Regions from separate parts of the Mus musculus genome. Here region 2 is linked to region 1. The links are chromatin loops, found by intact Hi-C in ENCODE. Cell type or tissue: gastrocnemius. All regions are shown on one strand.

Region 1 (2,500 bases):
GTGTTGCTCTGTAGGATGAAGGCTTCCTCCATGGCCCCCACGATGGTTCTTGATGAGAGAGACAGTGCTTGATTCTAAACTGTTTATTATTGTTCATCGTGGAGAACAGGTGTTTACAACCTCCTCAGGGTGGACCAGAGATGAAATGTCTTTTCAGGAAGGAGTGTCCTGGAAGGGAAGCTTATTGATTAACCCCTAGAACCCATCTAGATATCTCATTAGCATGGAGAATTCTGTTCTGTGTTACGTGACCAGGGGTCATGTTCTTTGTGTGGGGAGTTGTGGTCATCTGTTCCAGGCCAGGAAATCTGGTTGGGAGTAGGTGAAATATTCCCTGTCCTTAGGTATGAGGTGTTGGGGTTTCTGAACCTACTCGACCTTACCAGGTTTCCTGGCATGGTCCACTGCCCCACAGATGTACTGCATAGCTAGCAGAGTCGTATATCCCAGGTTCTAACGTTCTGAAATTTTATTTTGTGTATAAGTGTTTTGCCTGTGTGTGTTTATGTATACCACATGTTTCCCTGGTGCCTGGGGTGGCCAGAAGAGGGTATTAGAGCCCCTGGAACTGGAGCTACTTTGAGCCACCATGTGGGTTCTGGGAATCAAACCTGAGTCATCTTCAAGGACACCAAGTGCCCTTGACCACAGAGCCATCTCTGAAGACCGTACTGAGGTAAAAAAAAAGTTGTCTGCCCTATCTTTTCAGAGACAGTGCAACCAAGTGAAGCTGACCTCCTAGGCTGACCCTGCTGTCCCCTTGCTAAATGCCCACAGCATCACTTTCAAACCCCATTGCTCTTTAGAACCTGCTGTCCTGTGGAGCACAGGTTCTGGCCTATAGAGCCTCCAAGCATCAGCTGAAAAGGAACCCCACCCTTTAATTAGCTCCCCAGTCACTTAACATCTGCCTATTTACAAACCTGCACACTAAACAGAATAACCAGACACCTTAGGGAAAGTCAGAGCCTAAGGAAGAACTGTGCCTGACCAAAGTTCTTGTTCCTTACCAGCCTTCTCCAGTTCTTAGGCAGTGCTTCCCTAGGTTGTCACTTAACATAGCATGCTCCTCTGCCCCCTGCAGGTCCTTGTGGCCTGAGCTCCCAGACTTCTTGCTGTATTCAACATTCAGATTCCATGTCATGACTGCAAATACTGTTCAGAGATGCACACAGTACACTGGCACTCTGAATCTCTAAGCTTTAAAATGTTTTCAGTTCTATTTTGTCTGTGTGTGTATGAGAGGGTGTGGGGCAAGCATACCACCATGCACATGGAAGCCAGAGCAGAGCTTGAAGGCGTTGGTGGTCTTCTACCATGTGTGCATTGTGACTGAATTCACATTGCCAGGCTTAGGGCAGGCACATTTACCTGCCCAGTTGTCTCCCAGGCGCCATTATGACACTTTAGCACATATGCATTACTGTATTTCGTCTTTACCCACTTCTACCACCACCCTTGGGACTGGTCCCTTTCCCCCTCTTAGATAGTCCTCCTGCTTTCCTCTCCTCCCTCTGCTGTCTGGTCCTGCCCCGCCCCTGTTCTACGTTCCTCTTCCACATGTGTATTTAAGTCAGTCAGTCAGTCTCTGTCTCTACCTCTGTCTCTGTCTCTGTCTCTTTCTCTCTCTCTCTGTCTCTGCCTCTGTTTCTTTCTCTCTCTCTCTCTGTCTCTGCCTCTGTCTCTTTCTCTCTGTCTGTCTCCCTGTCTCTGTCTCTCTCTGTGTATACATATCAATGCTTGTAGATGTAGATTCTTGTATTGATCTTCAGCTGGTAGTTTGAGACAAGATCTCACAGAAACTGAAGTTCCATGTGTCACTCAGGTTGCCTTGCTGGGGAGTTTCCAGAATCCATTTGTCTCTACCAACTAGGCAGCATTGAAGATTCAGGACTGCACTGCCATGCCTGGCTTCTACATAGGTGTTGGGTATTTGAACTTGGGACCTTTTGCTTTCACAGCAAGTGAGCTCCATCCCCTTAACCCTGTACATTATACTTTCAGCTATTTTTCCTAAGATTTCATTCTTTACCTCTGAATAAAATTGTATTGTATGTATTCAAGACATTTTCTTTATCCGTTCTTTTGGGGAAGGGCTTCTAAGTTGGCCTCATTTCTTGGCAGTTGTGATTAACAGTGCAGCAGTAAACACAGTTGTGCAGATATCTCTGCTTTGGCCACTTTGTCTCCATTTGTTTTCTACTTGAATGATGCTAATTGGTTTTGCCTTAGATAGACTAGTGAGTCTCAGCCTTGAGCATGTGGGGTCACCTGGCTGGCTAGTGACAGTACATCTGAAATTGGGGGTTAAAGTGGAAACATGAAGGTTCTAGGGCTTTGCTGGGACAGTCCCCCTGGATACTCTGAGATGGGAACTGCTGCAGATGGGTTGAGTCAATGACCCAGTGTGGCTGTTCAGTAGATCTAGTTGGCCACTGCAAGTCTTGGCTTTCTGGTTCCATCACCACGTACCTGGCACCTGGAACCTGGAATATTTCTT
Region 2 (2,500 bases), 53 kb before region 1:
CTTTGGTTACACAATGAGATCAAGGTCAGCTTAGACTGATTCAGCAAGTTCTCATCTTAAGGAAAAAAAAAATTGAGTGGGCATTGGGGTTCCTCTACCTCCCTCCACTGTGTGATGCCATTACATAGAGTTCTGGTAAGGAAGCAGAGCCCAGGAGCTCAAAGCTGGTACCCAGAAGAGCCAGCAGGGCCAGGCTAAGGACTGTCCCAGAGTCTGCTCCACAGCAGACTGGGCAGACTTTATACCCAAAGAAGCGCATCCTGAAGAGAAGTTAGGTCTAGATTCCTGGACGGTCACTGTGAAGAACTGAGGTGCTTTCAGACCTGCTGGCTGGCACTTGGTTATTAGGAGTGGACCGGAGGCACCTAGCAATATTATTAACTTAGTAATGGTTGTGGGCGACATTACAAGCACCATGACTTACGAAACGGGAACTATTGCTCAGAAAAGGGGATTTCGGGGGCGGTCCACCTACCTGAAGCTATATACAGCCAGGACAACCAGGATGGGAGTGATCTGCTGCCAGACCTTCCGAGTCTAGTCTTTCTTCCTGCGATGTGTGAGGAGTCCCCAAGTCCCCTGTGCCTCAGATGCTCAGCTCCCACAACACCGGAGAGTCAGACTCCTGTACACACTGAGTCAGTCACTTTATTACTCTCTCAGGTGCTGGTGACCTGCCATCTGTGACAAGCTTTCTCGGGTACCTCTCCCCACCTCATTCCTTTAGGCTATGGAGAGAACCAGATCCGGGTCCAGGCCTCTTCTCTCCATTGGCCCCGACTCTGTCCTGGGGTTCAAGATCAAGATCCTTGGAAGGGAGGAGTGGGGGCACTGCTCCTTCCCTGAGCCCCCTTTCTCACTTGAAGGGTGTCCTGGGGCAAGTCTCTCCTCCATGAAAAGGGGATGGAATGAGGGAAGGAGAGAAGGGTCTTTCGCAGGGGTGGGTGAAAGCTGAGAACTCCAGAAGGAAGGGAGGAGTGGATATGGGGCCCAAAAGGGAAGAGGCAATGGGGTTGGGAGAACTCTAAGGGGATGACGCCCTGCAGCAGGTGTTTAGAACCCCAGCTACCCCAGAGCCCAGGGCGGAAAGGCACCACCACCCTCTGGACCTGGTGCTGAAGTCCCTTGAGCTACCGCGGCCGCCCGGCCATGGATACGCTGGTGACGGAGCACATGCTCACGCCTCCCGAAGCCCTTGCCACATTCCCAGCAGGCGAAAGGTCGCGCGCCAGAGTGTGTCTTGCGGTGGCGCACCAGGTGCTCGCGCCAGTAGAAGGTCTTGCCGCATTCGCAGCACGCGTGCGGCTTCTCGCGCGCAGGCAGGGGGCGCAGTGCAGGCCCTGGGCTGCCGGGGTGCGTGCCGCGGTGGCGCCGCAGGTGCTCCTTACGCCGGAATGCCTTGCCGCACTCAGGGCACGCGTGCGGCTTCTCACCGGAGTGGCTTTGCCGGTGGCGCAGTAGATGCGCCGGCTTCAAGGGAGACTTCCCGCACTCCGGGCACGACACAGTGCCTGGAGCTGCCAGGAAGGCAGGGAGGACCGGTGCCAGTGGAGCTGGTGGGGGGCTGCCCGGCTCCTGCTTGTATGGGCGCATGGCCCCGCTGTTCTCCGTTGCGGGTACCTCTGTCCCAGAGGAGGTTCCTGCGGGAAAAGGTGCACTGCAGTCAGGGCTGGGGCTGAGCTGGTGGGCAGCAGTTTGGGGCAGGGAGGTGGCTGGAGGGCAGGTTTCCCACCTCTGTGCCTCCTAGCAAGGAGCTTCACGCAGCCTAATAAACACCAAGGCGTAGATGACTAGACAGGGAGTAGGGAGTAAGGAGACAAAATGGTGGCAAGGCGGTAGAGGGAGTACTGGGGGAGTGGACCGATGGACACATGGGTGAGGGTTCATAATGATGTAAGAACAAAGGTGATGGATGGAGGAGCCAGGCGGTGGGGAGAGAGGTACATTACTGAGAACATAATGGGTGGGCTGACTGCTCTATAAGAGGCTGGGGGTGTCCAAATGGAACAAACTAATGGACTGAGGCAGGGAAACTAGGGGACAGACGAACCATATGACTCCTCTGTCTAGGTTTCCCATCTGCTCTGTGGAGCCCCAGGAATGTCCACAACCTTGGTTCCAGTAGTTTTACATCATGAATTTGGCTTCCTTTGTTGTCTGAAATGCCCACTTGTCTCTCATTGCTGCCCTATTCCCACCCTCAGCTGCTATTTGATTTCTTCTTGAATATCTGGCTTCTGCCCCACCGTCTGAGAGATATAAGGAGTCACTTCATCCAAATGTGACATAACAGACTCCATGCCCAGCTCAGGGCTGGGAACTTAACACAGGCCACCATAGCACCTGGGATAGGCAGAGTATGTTGGGGTGCAGAGGCCTCGAGGCAGGCTGCCTGGGCCCAGTCTGGATTTAGCAGCATCCACCCTTGGGCAAGTCCTTCTAGAACCCTGCACCCAAAAACACTACAGCCAGATCTGGGCAGCTGCATGCCTCAAATCTC

The links. A loop is a pair of places that touch in the nucleus more often than their neighbours do. Peaks named below come from ENCODE experiments on the same cell type or tissue, not always from the same donor. Only the 100,000 strongest peaks of a DNase experiment are listed, where the experiment ranks them.
Region 2: a loop joins it to region 1, with 4 times the contacts of the local background. A loop is called at or near these places in 37 of 42 quality-filtered maps.

Annotation. Positions count from the first base shown.
Region 1 is chr7:6,135,270-6,137,769 of GRCm38, reverse strand. All of the region lies in intron 2 of Zfp787 (zinc finger protein 787), which reads left to right. Among named protein-coding and RNA genes, the nearest start is that of Zfp787, 19 kb to the left of the region's middle. In gastrocnemius, a CTCF peak has its summit at 1,091 (motif pointing left); no DNase peak of the experiment used is centred here; H3K27ac peaks cover 488 bases.
Region 2 is chr7:6,188,546-6,191,045 of GRCm38, reverse strand. Zfp444 (zinc finger protein 444) reads right to left here. Exons shown (of 4, transcript NM_028316.3): 4 at 1-1,640. The coding sequence ends at 1,066. Among named protein-coding and RNA genes, the nearest start is that of Galp, 7.3 kb to the left of the region's middle. In gastrocnemius, no CTCF peak of the experiment used is centred here; a DNase peak (open chromatin) is centred at 1,383.